Linked DNA regions of Homo sapiens: all the other regions are linked to region 1. The links are chromatin contacts, found by Hi-C or POLR2A ChIA-PET in ENCODE. All regions are on one chromosome and are shown on one strand. The core of a region is the stretch at or near the end of the contact, and the rest is flanking DNA. Distances in the headings are between cores, read along the strand shown. Region 1 holds the start of DCAF7 (DDB1 and CUL4 associated factor 7). Region 2 holds the start of AXIN2 (axin 2). Region 3 holds the start of TBX4 (T-box transcription factor 4).

The links. Hi-C counts contacts between places; a loop is a spot of excess contacts on that map. ChIA-PET counts read pairs that join two places held with the same protein, here RNA polymerase II (POLR2A). Pooled maps may share reads with other maps.
Region 2: a loop to region 1 is called in a map of CD8-positive, alpha-beta T cell, with 26 times the contacts of the local background. The contact joins the promoter of AXIN2 here to the promoter of DCAF7 in region 1. A Hi-C loop is called at or near these places in 2 of 168 maps with a recorded cell type or tissue (CD4-positive, alpha-beta T cell and CD8-positive, alpha-beta T cell) and 5 of 50 pooled maps.
Region 3: a map of breast epithelium shows a loop between it and region 1 (34-fold over the local background). The contact joins the promoter of TBX4 here to the promoter of DCAF7 in region 1. A Hi-C loop is called at or near these places in 1 of 168 maps with a recorded cell type or tissue (breast epithelium). POLR2A ChIA-PET finds 5 or more read pairs at or near these places in 2 of 52 experiments (HEK293 and OCI-LY7).

Annotation. Positions count from the first base shown.
Region 1 is chr17:63,548,854-63,551,733 of GRCh38, reverse strand. DCAF7 (DDB1 and CUL4 associated factor 7) reads right to left here and starts at 1,257. Exons shown (of 7, transcript NM_005828.5): 1 at 919-1,257. The coding sequence starts at 1,056. It also overlaps a transcript of KCNH6 not described here. RefSeq lists silencers at 764-913, 934-983 and enhancers at 1,134-1,213, 1,654-2,043, 1,343-2,327.
Region 2 is chr17:65,560,162-65,563,150 of GRCh38, reverse strand. It overlaps AXIN2 (axin 2), which reads left to right and starts at 1,503. Exons shown (of 11, transcript NM_004655.4): 1 at 1,503-1,701. RefSeq lists a silencer at 1,340-1,489.
Region 3 is chr17:61,451,155-61,453,891 of GRCh38, reverse strand. TBX4 (T-box transcription factor 4) reads right to left here and starts at 1,470. Exons shown (of 9, transcript NM_001321120.2): 1 at 1,315-1,470. LOC124904042 (a long non-coding RNA gene) reads left to right here. Exons shown (of 2, transcript XR_007065872.1): 2 at 1-650. RefSeq lists an enhancer at 659-1,500.

The DNA.
Region 1 (2,880 bases), core at 8-2,507:
GCATAAAGCAGGAGTAGTGGCTTTAAATATCACTAGCCACAGCTTTCAGTTGCTCTGATCGCTATCATTCACAACTTTGAGTAAAAGGAAGAAAGAAAATTCTTCCAACTGACTTATTCAACTTTCAAAAATGAGTTTGTTGCAATGCCAGTTTAAAAGCTCCCCTACTACACCGTGCTTCTATAAAGGATTCTCAAATTGATGTATGTCCAGCAAGACTTACTACTAAAGGTCACACAACTGTACTAGCACGAAACAAGCCAAGAGATAAGGCCCTGTCATCCTTCTGTGTTCAGGAAACAACGGCGGGATCATGCCACAGGCCAAGATTTCCAAAGAGATTGCTTTAGAGAGAATGGATATCAGGAAGCAAGAGCAACAGTAATTCTGGCAGAAGGGCTAGGATCCATGAGTACCCGGGGGGGGTGGGAGTAGGGGGCGGGGAAGCTTGTACAATAGATCGTCTTAATAGAAATCTAGTGTGGCCAGGAGTGCACGACCACCAATAGAAGCGCCTGCATTTTCCTTCACAGCTATCACTCTCTCTTCCCTTCCCCGCCCACCAACGAAAGCAATGCGGCAGGAGTGGAGAGCACGGGATGAATAAATGGAGTATCTTTGGGGCGTAAACCCGGTTTTAAGACCTGTTTCCACCCCGAAATAGCTGCCTGACCCAGGCAAGTCACAAAACCGTGCCTCAGTTTCCCCACTACACTGCCGACTACACAAGAATGCTGCCTGGATTAAAGGAGACAGACAACGAGTACGAAACCTTCAGCACAGGGCCAGACAGAGGAACCGCTCCGTGGCCCTAGGGCGAGTCCGCAAGAGGGTTCTGAGGCCTGGGCTCCGGCCCGGAAAGGGCGCTCCCGGGGCCCGCTCCCCGCCAGCTGGGTTCCGAGCCCCTGCCCGGCCCACCTTGTTGTTGTACTCCTCCACGAAGCTGCCCAGCGCCAAGCGAAAGCGCTTATCGGGCCGCACACTCCAGTTCATCGCGTAGACTGTCCAGGGCGCTTCATACTTGTAGATCTCCTTCCGTTTGCCGTGCAGGGACATGGTGGCCACGGGGCCGCAGTACGGGCCGGGTCAACAGTGGGCTGCGGCGGGCGGGGAGCCGAGCCTGAGATCTATGGGTCCGAAGGGAGGAGAGGAGGGGGCGGGCAGGAACGGCCTAACCCGGAAGCGGGGATGCGGCGACAAACAACGACGACGGCCGAGCCCGACCCCTAGTTTCAAACCAGCTTGGGAACGGACGACAACCACCTTCCGTTTTGGGACGCCGCCCCGCCCTCTCGGAACGGAAGCCGCCGGACCCCCGCAGCGGCACCGGCCGTTGGTTGCCTGACACGTCCTTTCGAAAGGATTCTTTCTTGTCATTGGTTATTGCGGCCGTAGCGTCTGAAATCTCCTCGCTATTGGGTTAAATGTTTGTCATTGCAACTACTCGCCCCGCCCAACTCTCGGAGGCAGGCGCTTTGGCAGCCCCAAAGGTCATTGGTTGGCCAAGATGTCAGTCAGGCAGATAACGGCTCAGTGCGGGTGGTGGGGGCGTGGGTGGCCTGGAGGCGAGCGTGCTGTAGCAGCGGGCCTCCAAGTTCTAGGCCAAGTCTCTGAGAGTGAAACCGTCTGTGACCTGCGCTGACTTCCCCTCCGCTGCTGCTGTTCTGAGCGGCCTCTCCACGCTGTCGAGTAAAAGTACAATTCTGCCTTAGTGGAAGACCTACTGACTTTCGCGGGACAGAGCCCTGCGGCCTGGCAGCCTGGCCTGCGCCCAACGGGTACCACCTTCCCGCCCCATCTCTTCCCAGGGCCCTTTTAACCCGAAAGCTGCTCTCTCCGTGCCTCAGGGACAGGCTTCGGGCGCGCAGATGCGCTCAGGGCCAGGCCAGCTTGAGTCAGGCCCTCCCGCGCTTTCCTGCAGGATCTAGAAATGTCCCCGAATTCTGGGGTAGGCACCGACCCGACCAGCTTGGCTCTGTTTTTGTCAGTTCCCATCCTGTACCCTTCCCGCCGTGGATCCCAACGCAAATGCTAATCCAGCCCCAAAGGTATCTGTGCCTGTGAGTTGGAAAAGGGGAAGGGCCAGAGACCAAATGACACCTTTATATAAATTATTTCCAATTCTCAGCTTTCATCAAAATTGAAGGAGGTTTGTATTGAATTGTTGGATGATAACATTAAATACTTTTTTTTTTTTTTTTTAAAGACAGGGTCTTGCCCTGTCACCCAGGCTGGAGTGCACTGGTGTGATAAGGGCTCACTGTAGCCTGGACTGCCTAGGTTCAAACGATTCCCCCACTTTAGCCTCTGGAGTAGCTGGAACCACAGACATTTGCCACCACACCTAGCTATTTTTAAATTATTATTTGTAGAGATGAGATCTCTCCATGTTGCCCAGGCTGATCTCGAACTCCTGGGCTCAAGCGATCCTCCCACATCAGCATCCTAAAGTACTGGGATTACAGGCTTGAGCCACCATTCTGGGCACTAAATATAATTTTTAATGATAAATGATTTTTCCACCTCCCAGGTTCAAGTGATTCTCCTGCTTCAGCCTCCCGAGTAGCTGAGATTACAGGGGTGCACCACCACAGCCAGCTAATTTTTGTATTTTTAGTAGAGATGGGGTTTCACCATGTTGGCCATTCTGGTGTCGAACTCCTGACCTCAAATGATCTTCCAGCCTCGGCCTCCCAAAGTGTTGGGATTACAGGCGTGAGCCACCGCATCTGGCCAAGAAATCCTCTTTTTTTTTTAATTTTATTTTATTTTTGAGATGGAGTCTCACTCTGTCGCCCGGGCTGTAGTGCAGTGGCACTATCTCGGCTCACTGCAACCTCTGCCTTTAGGGTTCAAGTGATTCTCTTGCTTCAGCCTCCT
Region 2 (2,989 bases), core at 254-2,753, 2.0 Mb before region 1:
ACAATTCTTGCATGTTTTAAAGTTCTGAAGGCCTAATGACAGGCCATCTCGCATTTAAAAGGGCTCGTCATCCATTAAGTTGGAGAGTAAGAGCCTTGCACAGCTCTGAGGCCAGGACTCTGCCTTTCACTTCTTGGATCTCTTTGGTTCACACCTTTATGTGTGTGTGTGTGTGTGTTTTTTTTTTTTTTTTTTGAGGGAGTCTCGCTTTGTCACCCAGCCTGGCGTGCAGTGGTGCCATCTTGGCTCACTGCAACCCCCCCACCCCCGTCTCCTAGGTTCAAGCGATTCTCCTGCCTCAGCCTCCCGAGTAGCTGGGACTACAGGCACGTGCCACCACACCCGGCTGATTTTTGTATTTTTAGTAGAGACGGGGTTTCGCCATATTAGGCAGGCTGGTCTCGAACTCCTGACCTCAGATGATCCTCCAGCATGGGCCTCCCAAAATGCTGGGATTACAGGCATGAGCCACCGTCCCCGGCCCTTTGTTTTTTAAAAGGAAGAAAAGTTAATTATTCGCTCATAACATAAGGAATCATTCTATAGCAGCAGCAGAATAAATACACAATGCTCTGGGTTTGTGACATATTTTCTCATTTTAACGGAGAAGAGAAGGTTGTGTGTGCCTTATAAACGTTTTTGGGCAAATGTGGGAGAAATTCAAAGGTGACAATGGGGTGAGGAGTTTTCGATACATTAAAACGGCATGCATGCCTTGTCGTTTGGAGTGGGAAAAAAGATATTCCTATCGGTTTAATATGTAACATATGGCAGAAGAGGGGACTTTGGAAGAGTAACGGGTATGCAGTTGTTTGGGAGAGATGGCCAATGTGTGCCGCTACGAGGGTCTTATGGCCAGCAGGTTAGGAAGCTGGACCTAGGTCTTCAGGGCACTGAGGTATGCCTCCTAACTGGTGTTAGCACTCAGGCCTATACTGGCGGATTCACACCCCACTTTCACACATGCACAAACGCAATTCATCCACCAACTGCAGTCCTATATTTACCCGAACTCAGATGCACGTGCACAAGCGCGCACAGGCATGCACACGCCTCCAGCGGCTGGGCCCGAGTCCGCCCTATGACAGCGGGCCAGCCAACCCCAGGGCCGGAACTCCCTTTATAAAGTCCTCCAAGCCCAAATTCCCAGGGAAACTTGAATAGAGGTAGAAAAGCGTTTGATGATAGAAAAAAAAAAATCTGCTTGCTTGCAGTTCTTGCGATGGCCATAATGCTACCAGAAACTGTTGCATTCCAGAGCCGGGGAGAGCGAGGGCAGGCAGGGGGAGGAGGCGGGAGCAAAGAGGCCGGAGAACTTAAAAGAAGAAATCAGAACTCGGGCTGAGAATGCCCTCGGGGCCGCGGGGGGCTGGCAGGGGGCGGAGGAGAGGCCGGGGAAGGGTTAACGCGGGAGCGGAGCGTGCGGCGGGGGCGGGCCGGGGCGGGGCGGGGCGGGCGCGGGGCGCTGTCCCTTTAAGGCGGGCGGCGCGGGCCGGCCGAGCGCGGCTGTGATTGGCGCGGCGGGATCACTGGCTCCGCGAGCCTGGCCCGGGGGAGTCGGCTGGAGCCGGCTGCGCTTTGATAAGGTCCTGGCAACTCAGTAACAGCCCGAGAGCCGGGAAATAAAAATAACCCCTCAGAGCGATGGATTTCGGGGCCGCCCGGCGGCCGAGGCGCCCGCCGAAGGCCCTGCTGTAAAAGGTGGGGGTGGAAGCTCGGCCCCAGCGGAGCCGCTTCAAAGAAAGCCCCCCTCTTACAGGGGGCGAGGTCGCGCCGAGCCGCGGCGTGGGCGCGGGGGGCGGGAGGGGGCCCGGCCAGGCGGAGGCCGGGCCTGGAGGGGGGCGCGGGCGGGGCGGCCCTGCGGAGCGGTGGCGGGGCTGCGGGGGGCGGCCCGGGGCGCGGCCGGCGCGTACCTCCCTTTCAGGACCGTGCGCTCGGCTCGCGCCTTTGAAGTGCACAGTTAAATCCACAGCGCAGTTTTTGTTGGAAGCGCCCGGAGGACATTTGGTGCGCCGAGTGACTGCTGGAAACAGGACCTGCGTTGAAAGCCGGGCCGGGCGGGGGCGGAGGCCCGCTCGGATCTTTTGCATAAAAGGGGCGGCGGGGCGCGCCGTTCCCCCTCCCCGGCCGGTGGCTTTCGCTCTGAACCCGGGATTGTTGTTTCCCGCACCCCCTCCCCCGCCGCACGACTCCCCATGTTCCCCGACGCCGCGGCCGGCCCGGGGGGGCCCGGGGCTGCCGCCGCGAGCCGAGCCGGGGGCCGGGGCCGGGCCCCTGCCAGGGGCGCCTGCGAGGTCTCGCCGCCGAGCGCGCGCGGGGATCAATGGTGAGTGCCGAGGCCGAGGCGGCCGGGCGGACCGCGCGCTTTGATGTGCGGGGCGGCCCTTTGAAGTTGGCAGGCCGGCTATTTCGGGGCGCGCTAGGGGCCGGCGCGGAGGGGAGCGGCGGACCCGGCGCCCAGCGTTCCGGGGGGCTTGGCCGGGCAGCCTTGCGCGCCCTGCGCCGGAGCCCCCTCCCCAGCGCGGTGACCGGGTTGGCGGGGGGCCCAGAGAGGAGACTTATCCGAGTGGCGGCAGTGGCGGGGGCGGAGAGGGGGCAGATACCCCCCGGGGGTCGCGTCGCTGTCGCGGTTATGGATGTGAGTCGGCGTGTGAGTGCGCGCGGGAGTGCCTTTGGGAGGTGGGATGAAAGGGTAGCGGCGCCCCCCGCTTGCCCTCCCCCGCCCCCCGCCTCTCCTCCGCCCCATCCTCTCCTCCTACTTCTCTTCCCCCTCCCCTTTTCCCCTCCCTGCCGCGGGTCCGCGCTAAGGGGCCCACAGCGCTGGCGGAGGCTCAGTCTGCGCGCAGGACCGGCCCAAGTCCGGGGCGCCCGTGTCCCTCGCGTCCCTCCTCCCGGCCCGGGCCCCTCGCCCGTGGCCGCCCCGGCCCCTTTTGCGGAGAGGCAGAGACTCCGCGCGTCGCCATTTCTGGACTAGGCTGCTGCTTTCTGT
Region 3 (2,737 bases), core at 221-2,720, 2.1 Mb after region 1:
TTCTTGTTTACCATAACTTGTTATATAATTGTTCTCAAAATTCATGTTAATTTCCCTCACATCCTTATAATACTTCTTGTTATCTAACCACAATTTGTTTTGTTAGGCTTGCTCATAACACTCCAGGTATTATTCTTCAACACACCCCGACAGTATCTTGTTACTTTGTCATTATTTGTAATGTTACAGATCTGAACTCGCTAGTTACTCATCACATCATTACTTCTTGTTATTTTGTCATACTTTGTAATATTGTTGTAGCTCTTAATACTCTGATTATTTTTCATCACATTGGTACAATACTTCTTATTACTCAACCATTATTTATAATGTTCTTGTGACTATTAATACATTGGTCATAAATTGTCATATTACTCCAGCAATTCTTGTTAATATGTCTTTATTTATATTACTATTGCTCCTAAGATTTTAGTTAATATTTCTTTTAATAGTTCACTGTAGTATCAATAATACATTATATTATTATATCACTACCACTAATAGTATTTCCCTTAATAGTATTTTCATTGTTCATCTTTCTCCTACAGTTCGTTTGCTAGTTTCCTACAGTTTGGTAATTTGTTACACTATTACTATATGTTATATTAGTGCAATTGGTTTTAATAAACAGTCCTTACATTGTTCCTCTATTTAGAATTACTTTGTCTTTAATCCTTTTAAAAATTGTGATTACTATTTTCACTTGATTCTGAAAGTGACTATGATTGTATTATTTGGAAGTTCACGTGTTATATCAGTTATGCCGATTAGCCCTTTCTTTGGTAATTGTTCACATTCCAATAATCTTTAATCATCGATCATTATTTATATATAATGTTCCTTGCTTTAATTTTGACTAGTCTATTGCATCAAAGGCTCTGAGTCTAGTGTTCTGATCACTCACATATCTACACGGATTTTCGCTCCAGTACCGGGGCCCTCTTCCTTGGCCTTGCATATTCTGCAAACACCAATTTCCAGGCCACCGCTCCGCCTGTCACGGCCTTGTTCTTAGGGTGCTGGCGCTGTCGATATTTCTATGCTCTTGGATCTCTAGACCCAATTCATCGCGTTACTCAGAGAGGAGGGCTCGTGCCCCAACTACTGGGTGTCGGGCCGAGGCGGCGGCCCGACCCAAGGCACTTCGCGCCGCCTTCCTGCAACTTTGACCGCCCCTGAAGTTCTTCCCCGGGTCGCGTGACTCACCCCTTTCCAGCTCATCCTCCTGTCCGTCCCCGCAGCCTAACCCTGAGCCCCTGTGGCCCCAGCCCCGCACGCCCAGCTCGTCCCCACTCGGCTGGAACCCACACTCACCCTAATTGCGGTGCCGCATGCGGAGGCGCCAGCGGCCCGAGGTCCCCTGCAGGTTCGGGTCCGAGGAGCGCGGGACGGCCGGGGCTCCGACTCCGCGCCGCTGGGTCAGGGTCCAGCTGCCTGCCGTGCCCTCGGGGCTGGACACATCCCGGCTCTGGAGCGGGCCCTTGATCTCCAAGGCTGCACTTTGGGGCCTCAATTCCCTCCTCCTCCCTCCCTCCCTCTGGGGCCGCCCCCCCTCCGCGCTGACGTCGCCGCTGTCAATCAGTCTGCGCCCGCTGTCCCCCGGGGAGGGGGGCTCCAGGGTTCCCCGGCGTCGCGGTCCCCAAGATCCCGAGCCCCACGCGAGCCGCCGGCTCCTCCACCGCGCGGCCCAGTGCCCTCCTCTTGGCCCTCGGGCCCCGCGAGCCGGGTAGGGGCTGGGAGCCCCGCATGGTTTAGATTAGAGAGGCGGGAAGCAAGGGCGAGCAGCCCGGCTCTCAGCCGAGGCTCGACAACCAGGAGGGCTCGCCTGGCCCCGCCGTGCCCGAAGACTAGGACGCTCCACGACCGGGTCTGGCCACCCCCTGCCGGCGCCCGCTTCCAGGCAGCGGCTTCTACGGATCCCCGGCCGCAGAGCCCCGCTCCCCAAGCCCTGCTCCCAGCTGTGCGCGCTGTTCATTTGGGAGCCCCGGTCCCGAGGTCGCAGGCGCACACGCGCCTCACAGGCCCACGCTCCGCTTCCCTACCATGCCCACCACGCGGCCTTGCACTTCCAGGCCCTGGGCACGGCCCTTCTGCTCACCCGCCCTCCTTGTCCCGGCCCAGGGGGCCGCGGGCGCTGGACCCGGCCTGGCGCGCCTCGAAGTCGGCCGCGGAGGTCAGGGGTGAGGACTGGGAGGAAGCCCGGTGGCCGGGTGCGGGGCGGCGGCGGCAGGGAAGTGCTGGGCCGGCCTCTGAGTGGAGCCGAGTCCGGCTCGGGCCTTGACAGAGCCCAGGCCGGGCTGCAAGGTGCCAGGCTTGGCAGAGCCTCCTGGGGAAACTGCGGCCCAGGGCCAGGATTCCGCGGCAGCTCCTTGAGATCCTGGAGAGCTGAAGAGGAAGCCCAATGCCTGCCCTAGTCTAGGAAGTGGAGACTGGGGAGCGTCCTGCTCCCAGCCACCCGGTTCTTTCCGCCTCAGAAACGGAGTCCCGCTCAGCACCTAGACCTCCCTGCCCAGCCTCTGAGCTCTCTGTCTCCACTTACCTCTGTTTCTCTCTGTCTGTACCTCCCACAGGACGCTGCCTTTCCACTAGCAGACGGACCCATGCGGACCCCAGCCCGTGCCCCAGCCTCCCCGCCTGTCACATGCCCAGAATCCTGGGGCAGAAATAGGCCTGCCCACCCATCTGCAAAGACAGCAGAATCCTCATCAATAAGGATCCCCAGAGTGGTCCCTTAGTG